Linked DNA regions of Homo sapiens: region 2 is linked to region 1. Evidence: read pairs that join two places in POLR2A ChIA-PET (ENCODE). Cell type or tissue: OCI-LY7. All regions are shown on one strand.

What was found. ChIA-PET counts read pairs that join two places held together with the same protein. Peaks named below come from ENCODE experiments on the same cell type or tissue, not always from the same donor. Only the 100,000 strongest peaks of a DNase experiment are listed, where the experiment ranks them.
Region 2: POLR2A ChIA-PET joins it to region 1 with 7 read pairs; 8 of 35 experiments call an interaction of 5 or more read pairs at or near these places.

What each region holds. Positions count from the first base shown.
Region 1 is chr12:110,588,440-110,593,439 of GRCh38, forward strand. No RefSeq gene overlaps it. Among named protein-coding and RNA genes, the nearest start is that of PPTC7, 7.6 kb to the left of the region's middle. RefSeq lists enhancers at 2,459-2,508, 2,529-2,578. In OCI-LY7, no CTCF peak of the experiment used is centred here; a DNase peak (open chromatin) is centred at 2,592; H3K4me3 peaks cover 380 bases; H3K27ac peaks cover 1,170 bases.
Region 2 is chr12:110,677,989-110,682,988 of GRCh38, forward strand. The region is part of intron 3 of HVCN1 (hydrogen voltage gated channel 1); the gene reads right to left. Among named protein-coding and RNA genes, the nearest start is that of HVCN1, 8.6 kb to the right of the region's middle. In OCI-LY7, no CTCF peak of the experiment used is centred here; a DNase peak (open chromatin) is centred at 552; H3K4me3 peaks cover 453 bases; H3K27ac peaks cover 415 bases.

The sequences.
Region 1 (5,000 bases):
GAATCACTTGAACCCAGGAGGCGGAGGTTGCAGTGAGCTAAGTTCATGCCACTGCACTCCAGCCTGGGCGACAGAGTGAGACTCTGTCTCAAAAAAATAATAAGAAGAATTTAGGACCTAATGCAGGGGGTCTTATATGCTAAGCTGAGGCTACTTAATGCTGGAGACAGCAAGGGGTCACCAAATGCCTTTAATATGCCAAATAATAATAGTGGTAATGATAATAACAAGAATAAGAGCAATGGAGCCCATGGGTTAAGCATGTACCATGTGTTTTGCCTGCATCCGCATCCTCTTCTCTTTTTTTTTTTTGAGACAGAGTCTCACATTGTTGCCCAGGCTGGAGTGCAGTCATGCGATCTCAGCTCACTGCAACCTCCACCTCCCGAGTTCAAGTGATTCTCCTGCCTCAGCCTCCTGAGTAGTTGAGACTACAGGCGTGTGCCACCATGCCTGGCTAATTTTTGTGTTTTTAGTACAGACAGGGTTTTCCCATGTTGGCCAGGCTGATCTCAAACTCCTGGCCTCAAGTGATCTGCCCACCTCAGCCTCCCAAAGTGCTGGGATTACAGGTGTGAGCCACCACACACCTGGCCTGCATCCTCTTCTCTGATCACTTTTTTTTTTTTTTTTTGAGACAGAGTCTTGCTCTGTGGCCAGGCTGGAGTGCAATGGCGTGATCTCGGTTCACTGCAACCTCCACCTCCTGCGTTCAGGTGATTCCCCTGCCTCAGCCTCCTGAGTAGCTGGGACTACAGGCACATGCCACCACGCCCAGCAAATTTTTTTTTTGTATTTTAGTAGAGATGGGGTTTCACCATGTTGGCCAGGATGGTCTCGACCTCCTGACCTCGTGTTCTACCTGCCTCGGCCTCCCAAAGTGCTGGATTTACAGGCATGAGCCTCCGTGCCTGGCCTGATCACCTATTTAAATCACCCAATAGTGCCATCTGCATTTTTCTTCATAACACATAGTGCTTATTTATTTTGTTGAATGTTTGTCTCCTCCCTGACTAAATGATAAATGCCACGAGAGCAGGAAATTTTGTCTGTTTTATTCATGACTTTAGGCCAGATGCAGTGGCTCACGCCTGTAATCCCAGTATTTTGGGAGGCGGAGGCAGGAGGATCACTTGAGGCCAGGAGTTCAAGACCAGCCTGGACAATATAATGAGACCCTGTCTGTACAAAGAAAAAAAAAAAAACCCAAAAACTGGCCAGGTGTGGTGGCATACACCTGTAGTCCTACTCAAGAGGCTGAGATGGGAGAATCACCTGAGCCAGGGGAGGTGGAAGTTGCCATGAGCTGTGATCATACCAGTGTACTCCAGGCTGGGCAACAGAGTGAGGCCTTGTATAAAAAAGAAAAAAAAAAAAGACTTTATATGGTGTCCAAAATAATGTCTGGCATATAATAGGTGCTAAATAAATAACCTAACAAGTGAATGCTGTTGAATACAAGAACCTGGGAAATCACATGTAACAAGCAACAAGCTGAAGAAAGCGTTGAGTAATATATTCAACTCGCTAGGCAGAGCTGGGCTGAACTGGAGAAGTGTCCCTGAGACACTTAATGCCTTCACTGCAAAGCCCTTTCGAAGTCACTAACCTTTGGCTGTTCTTTCCCTTTAACTCATCTTGCTTTGCGTCATGTGTGATGGTCATGTTTTTCCCCCCTAGAATCCATTCTCCTGCTTCTCTGATTATTGTATTTTGATTTTCCTTGGAGGAACAATCCAACACCCCCTAGGTTCATGCAGTTTATGTGGAACTGGACCAGGGCTCCAAGGATGAACATGTGGCCTAGGTCTGGCCAATCACAGCATTATATTCTGTTGCTAGCAGTGGTTGGTCCAGAGAGAAGGCACATGACCCAAGCCAGACCAAGGAAACTTCATTATGGGATTTTGCTGAAAGTGTTAGGAAGGAGAAATTATCACCAAGGTTTGTTTCTAAGCTGGTAGAATGCAAGCTTGGAGCTGCTGATGGCCATTTTTTTCTTTTCTTTTGTTGTTGTTGTTATTGTTGAGATGGAGTCTTGCTCTGTTGCCCAGGCAGGAGTGCATTAGTGCGATCTTGGCTCACTGCAACCTCGCCTCTCGGGTTCAAGCAGTTCTCCTGCCTCAGTCTCCCAAGTAGCTGGGATTACAGGCAGCTGCCACCACGCCTGGCTAATATTTGTATTTTTAGTAAAGATGGGGTTTTACCATGTTGGCCAGGCTGGTCTTGAACTCCTGAACTCAAGTGATCTGCCCATCTCAACCTCCCGAAGTTCTGAGATTACAGGTGTGAGCCACCGTACCCGGTCTGATGGCCATTTTTGCTGATACTTGGGAAGAACCAGCCTGAGAATGAAGTCAATACAGAGAGAAGCAGAGCCTAGAGATGGTAAGAAACAGAGGCCTGGTAAATGTCAATCAAACCCTGAATCCAGCTTTGCCTGAGGGAGGATCAGTCTCTGAACTAATATGAGTTCCCTATGTTGCTTTAGCCACTTTGATTTTGCCTTGTAATGCAGTGAATTCTAACAAACACATCACGTGATCCAAGTACCATGACTACAGTTACTAAATCAAAAACAAATCCCGAAACCAAAAGCAACTGTTTGAAGGGAACTTATCCTCTACTTACTTATATAAGCAGAGAGGGAACTTCCGCTTTTCAATAGAGAAGCTACTGAAGGAAAACTCATCCCTTTCTCTGGTACCTCCATGAGTGAGGAGTGATTTGCCTAATAGTGGGTTTGGGAGAAGATGCTGAGTTTGTTGCCTGGTCCCTTTCTCTTTTTTTCTTTTTGCTATGGCCTGACCTTTAGACACTGCTGTTTTCCTCCTTCACCATGAGGAGCCTGTCCCTGTGAAAGACATTTGCAGTAACCCAGCCTGTGGCTGGGTAAATTAGTTTAATCCAGAGGGAAATTGCATGCACCACTAAAGCCACATTCTCCAATCAGCCTTATCCAGAAAACAAACTCTAGAGCTCTAGTTTCCTGATTCATATATCTTTTTCTCAGTGGATTTGGAATTTGGAAAGGCTAAGGAGGGTGCAATTAATTATCAGCCCCATGAAACCCCAACATGTTAATTTACATATTTTCTTTAGAAAACTTTGAGAGGCAGTCCTGTGGAGATCAAATTTCTGGTGTTGTCAGGGCTCCAGGCTTAAAGGTAATTACGGGTCAAGTGTGTTCCTGACCTGGGTAGTTTGTGACAGTTACAGTGGTTCCACAGGATTTTAACTGGCTGGAGCCTGAGTACAAGGGCCTCTAGGGCAGGCCTTGACCTAACTCATGTGAGTACAGCCTTGACCTCAGCAGGCAGGCGGGACAGGGATTCGATTATTGGGGGAAAAGTCTTTCTGTCCCAGAGCAGGCTTACCTTCAAAAGGGCAGAACTTTAGTTTACCAACCTGTAGACTCCGGCGGGTAGATTTTTGCTTTTTGTAATACCTCTTTAAGCAACACTTGCGGCTGGGCAAGTTGACTTTGATTTGTGAATTGCATGAACTTTGATCACGGTTTAGCATTTGGAGAGCTCAGACTCTGGCTTTACCCATAGAATGGGGGTATATTTTATTAGTGAAAACAAATGAAAAGAACAGGGCCCTTATTGTATAGGAGATATGCTTCTTTGCGGGTGGAGGTAGATAAATTGAATGAAGACCCATAAGATAAGAAAACAGTGAGGCTTATGCCTTGAAACTTTTGTTTCTGAGAAACAGGTTTGCTTGAGAAATCAAGGAGGACCTGGACCTGGGTTGTTTGGTTTTGTTTTTTTGTGGGTTTTTTTTTTTTGAGCCAGGGTCTTACTCTGTTGCCCAGGCTGGAGTGCATGGAGTGCACGGTGCGATCTTGGCTCACTGCAACTTCCACCTCCCAGGTTCAAGCAATCCTCCCGCCTCAGCTTGGCAAGTAGCTGGGACTACAGGCGTGAGCCACCAACACTTGGATTTTTTTTTATTTTTTGTAGAGACAGGGTTTTACCATGTTGGCCAGGCTGGTCTTGAACTCCTGAGCTCAAGCAGTCCGCCTGCCTCAGCCTCCCAAAGTGCTGGGATTACAGGTGTGAGCCACCGTGGCCAGCCTGGGTTGTGTGTGGTTTTTTTTTTTTTTTGAGATGGAGTCTCACTCTGTCACCCAGGCTGAAGTGCAGTGGTGCAATCTTGGCTCACTGCAGCCTCCGCCTCCTGGGCTCAAGCGATTCTCATGCTTCAGCCTCCCGAGTAGCTGGGGTTACAGGCATGTGCCACCACACCCAGCCAATTTTTAAAAATTTTTAGTAGAGACAGGGTTTCACCATGCCTCCGCTGCTGAAAGTGCTGGGATTACAGGCATTAGCCACCGCACCTAGCCTGGGTTGTGTTTTAAAATATGCTTCTGGGCTGGGCATGGTGGCTCATGTCTGTAATCCCAGCACTATGGGAGGCCAAGGTTGGTGGATCATCTGAGATCGGGTGTTTGAGACCAGCCTGGCCAACATGGTGAAACCCCATCTCCACTAAAAATACAAACATTAGCTGGGTGTGGTGGTGGCGCATGCCTGTAATCCCAGCTACTTGCGAGGCTGAGGCAGGAGAATCCCTTGAACCCAGGAGGTGGAGGTTGCAGTGAGCTGAGATTCAGCCAGCCTGGCCTGGGCAACAAAGTGAGACTCCGTCTCTAAATAAATAAATAAATAAATAAATAAATAAATAAATATAAAAAAAATATGCTTCTGTTGTGCTACCAGAACAGAACCAGCAGAAGAGTGAAAGACAAATAAAGGAAGATCTGCTGACTAAACTGGAGGAGGGTGGGATTTTTTTTTAAAAAAAACATGATCTTGCTCTATCACCCAGGCTGGAGTGCAGTGGCCCGATCATAGCTCACTGCAGCCTCAAACTCCTGGGCTCAAGCAATCCTCCCACCTCAGTCTCCCAAAGTGCTGGGATTACAGGGATCTTTTATAAAGAGCTAGAACTGTGATCTTAGTAGACAAGCCAAACAGATGTGGAAGAGAAGT
Region 2 (5,000 bases), 90 kb after region 1:
GAACTGTAATCATTCCAACTATCCCCAGAATACCTGCTATTTAATATTTTCTGAGCTCTGTGCAAAGACCTTCATTAACATACTGTAACAAGCCCATGAGGCGGGGACTGCAATGTCTCTGTTTATGGATGAGGAAACTGAGAACAGAGAGGCCAGTGACTTGCCCCAGGTCACACAGCCAGCGAGAAGCAAGGCTAGGATTCCAACCCAGGCTGCCAAGCCCAGCTCCCCCTCCTCCTGCGGGACCCCTCATGAACACTGCCCAGCCCTGCACCCTCCTCACAGCTGGGGAAGCCCCATGCTGGGAAGGGAGTTTGGAGCGGTGTTTCTCAATAAGAAATCACATTTCATACCCTGCATCTCAGTACACACTGACTTGTGTACACACATTCCATAACTAGCACTGAAGTTACTATGTGAGGCGCTCTTATTTTCCATTTCATTCTATTTCTTTTTTTTTTTTTTTTTTTTTTTTTTTTTGAGACAGGGTCTCACTCTGCCACCTAGGCTGGAGGGCAGTGGCATGATTAGGACTCACTGCAGCCTCAACGTCCTGGGCTCAAGAGATCCTCCCACCTCAGCCCAGGAAGTAGCTGAGACTACAGGTATGCACCACCACGCCTGGCTAATTTTTTGTATTTTTAATAGAGATGGGGTTTCTCCATGTTACTCAGGCTGGTCTCAAACTCCTGACCTCAAGTGATCCGCCTGCCTTGGCCTCCCAAAGTGCTGGGATTACAGGTGTGAGCCACTGCACCTAGCCCTATTTCATTTCTTAAAAGGTCGACTGTAGCCCACTCAATGGATTTCAGGACTCACCAATGCGTTGAGTTTAAAGACACAGTTTTGGGGGGACACGCTTTGCCTATTTCCCTGGGAATGACTGAGAGGGGAGTCTGGTCCAAGCCTGTGACTTCAGTCATGTCAACCAGGAGCAGGGGCTGTGCTATTTGTTTTACAAAAGTGTAGAAAGAAAAAAGAAAAAGTTACCCAGGTAGAAATGAAGAGCTGCCACCTGTGTGACTAGGTCACCTGAGCCAACATCTACTGATGCTTTGGCCATGGAAACCACAGGACACAGAGCTCAGCTATCCCTCTTTCCTCCTTCTGTAGAGGGAGGGGCTGCCTAGGCCAGGCTGCATGTTGGAATCACCTGGCAGCTTTAAGGCACCCCAAAACCTGAGTCCTGGGCTCAGAGCTTCCAATTCAACCCATCTGGGTGTGGTCTGGGTGCTGCGGTGGTGGATGTGCAGCCGAGGTGGGTAAGGAACCCCAGTTGCACCAAGGGCCTCTGCATGCCTCATGCGAAATAAGCCCAGGAGCTGCAGGGATTTCCACACACACCTGGCTCTTAAGTTCCCCAGAGGTGGCTGCTGAGTGCAGTCACCTGTGCCAAGGAACAAGGTCAGCTGAGGGCTGAAAAGCCAGTTCATCCTCATGACAGAGCCAGCAGCTCCCATGTCTTAAATGCAGGCTCGAGCCAGGCACCCGGCTAAGTGTTTTCCGCACGCAATCTTGTTTAACCCTCACCTCAACTCTGTGAGGTAGTGTGATCGTTCCCATTTTACAAAAGAGGAAAACTGGGCCGGGCGCGGTGGCTCACGCCTGTAATCCCAGCACTTTGGGAGGCCGAGGCGGGTGGATCATGAGGTCAGGAGATCGAGACCATCCTGGCTAACAAGGTGAAACCCCATCTCTACTAAAAATACAAAAAATTAGCTGGGCGCGGTGGCGGGCGCCTGTAGTCCCAGCTACTCGGGAGGCTGAGGCAGGAGAATGGCGTGAACCCGGGAAGCGGAGCTTGCAGTGAGCCGAGATTGCGCCACTGCAGTCCGCAGTCCGGCCTGGGCGACAGAGCGAGACTCCGTCTCAAAAAAAAAAAAAAAAGAGGAAAACTGAAGCTTTGGGAGGTGGCAGGGGGCAGAGAGGGGCTCTGAGGAGGGCCGATGAGGCTATCTCAGCAGAACTGCAAGCCAGGTCTGCACCATGGCTACAAAACCCCACCAGTTTCTCTCCTAACACAGCTGTTTTCCTCTCAGAAACGAGGAGAGCTGACACTCAAAAAGCTCTAAAAGCAATCTCATTAAGACAACTTTTTTCCAAAACACAATTAATTCCATAAGGGCAGATCATGAAAAGGAACATGTTCTTCAAACCAGTAAGAGGCTTATTTGCCACAAGCGGTCCTGGCTCTTTCCCCAGCCCCCCAGCAATGTCCTCCTGACAACACCCTCTCAGGCTAGCTTCTGTGTGATGACAAACAGGCTCCAGGCTCCAGGTTCCAGGCCCTGGGAGTTCCCCAAGGTGTGTCCCTGGTTGTGCATTGCAATCCCTACTTCCCTTGCTGTCTCTGTGCCCTGGTATGGGCTTCTGACAAGGTCCTCAGCCACCAACTCATTCCTTCAACCCCCAGCCTCATTTGGAACCCCCAGACTCAAATGCATACCCCCAGCTTGACCTGCTGCCATTTACCCCATGAACAGACCTATAGCCTTGATCTATTTATTACTATTGTGAAAAAAGGAACAAAAGAAAGGGAAATAAATTCATAACAATCCCTGCACACCAAACTTATGTATCATCTACCCATCTACCTCTTTCTCTCCCACCTGTCTTTATCTTTTACAATTATAATCAAAGACAGTGGGCCAGGTGCGGTGGCTCATGCCTGTAATTCTAGCACTTTGGGAGGCTGAGGCAGGTGGATCACTTGAGGCCAGGAGTTCGAGACCAGCCTGGCCAATATGGAGAAACCCTGTCTCTACCAAAACTACAAAACAAAACAAAAAAAACTAGCTGGAGATGGTGGCGCACACCTGTAATTCCAGTTACTAGGGTGGCTGAGGCCCAAGAACCATTTGAACCCAGGAGACGGAGGTTGAAGTGAGCCGAGATTGCACCACTGCACTCTAGCCTGGAAGACAGAACCAGGCCCTGTCTCAAAAAAACAAAACAAAAAAAGGCAGCAGACAATTTTCTATCTTATTTTTTACCACTATATGCGTCAGATTCGCACCTGTTCAGAGGCCAGGAAACTTACCAAGGAGTCAAATGATCTCATTATTGCATTTTGCATGTTTTTAAACCATTTTGGATGGTTTTTAATCCAATTCTAAGACCACGTTTTCTCACATTTTAATGTCTCTGAAATCTGGCTGGGCCTGACAATTGATCGGTTTCAGCCTGTGTTACTTTTTATCACAGTAAATGGCAGCACATGGTTTTGCTTTTTTTCTTCATAGTACATAAAATAAGGTGCACGCATAGTGTTGTCTCATGTGCTAAGAAACATGGTGCCATAAATTGTACTTTTTCTTTTTTATGGGTTCTTTTCCCATAAGTGAGATGACCAGGCTTGAATATGGATATTTTCAAGATTCTTGATACACATGGTCAAATTTTGTGTCTAGAACAGTGGCATGGGTTGACCCAGTCCCCCGTGATATGTATGAGTGAGCTGGTTTCATCACAGTCTAATCAGCATTAAGCATTTCCGAATGTTCTTTTTGGTTTGCCTAATTTAATAGGGAACTACAAATGAAGGAAAAGCATGAACAGTTCCCACTTAACCTTTCTTCCATGCTGACTCTCTTATGAAGGATACCTGGAGCTCCTGGGGCTCCTAACTCTTACAGTTACCAGGGTCATCAATTTGATGAAATACACAATCACCATCATCATCATCATCATCCCGTGGTCATTCTGACCCTCACATTTGCTTCTCAGACTCTGCCCCACTCACCCCTGCTGCTGCCCTGAGCTTCCTGCTCTGCCCTCGCCAGCTTGGCCTGGCTAGGCCCCCAGAACCTCAAGATGAACAGCTGATGTGAAAGTCAACACTTCCTTTCTACCTTGCCCCCAATCTTCACAACCAATGCCCCCCAAATCCAACAAACCTGCACCTCACATATCAAAGACACAGTCTATTTCCTACTCGAGATGGCCATAAGGTACAGGAGGAAAGCATTTCCTCTGGAGTCAGGCCAGGTTGAAATCCCAATTTCTGTTTTTTTTTGGAGACGGAGTTTTGCTCTTGTCACCCAGGATGGAGTGCAATGGTGCGATCTTGGCTCACTGCAACCTCTGCCTCCCAAGTTCAAGCGATTCTCCTGCCTTATCCTCCTAAGCAGCTGGGATTAGAGGTGTGTGTCAGGATGCCTGGCTAATTTTTGTACTATTAGTAGAGATGGGGTTTCACCATGTTGGCCAGGCTGGTCTCAAACTCCTGACTTCAGGTGATCCACCTGCCTCGGCCTCCCAAAATGCTGGAATTACAGGCGTGAGCCACCGTGCCTTTGCCTCCTAAGTTCAAGCAATTCTCCTGCCTCAGCCTCCCTAGTAGCTGGGATTACAGGCGCATGTCACCACGCCTGGCTAATTTTTGTATTTTTGTAGAGATAGGGTTTTGCCATGTTGACCAGGCTCATCTTGAACTCCTGACCTCAAGTGACTTGCCCACCTTGGCCTCCCAAAGTGCTGGGATTACAGGCATGAGCCACCACACCTGGCCTAAAATCCCATTTCTGCCACTTTCTAGCTGTGTGATCTTCAGAAGTGACTTTACTTCTCTGTGCCCAAGCCCTGTATGGGCTCAGTACTTGCCTAACATTCTGAGACCACTGTATTATCAAATCTTCCCGACAATCCTGCAAGGGCAGGGGTGGTAAATAATCTTTTCACTATTTTCCAGATAAGGAAACTGAGGCTCAGGGAATTGAAGGGCACACAGTTATTTTGTGCCTAAGGACACATAGTTATTAACATGCACTGTTCGAGACCAGCCTGACCCACATGCAGAAACCCCATCTCTACTAAAAATACAAAGTTAGCCAGGTGTGGTGGTGCATGCCTGTAATCCCAGCTACTTGGGAGGCTGAGGCAGGAAAATCGCTTGAACCCTGGGGGGCAGAAGTTCTGGTGAGCTGAGATTGCACCATTGCACTCCAGCCTGGGAAACAAGAGTGAAACTCCATCTCAAAAAAAAAAAAACAAAAAAAACC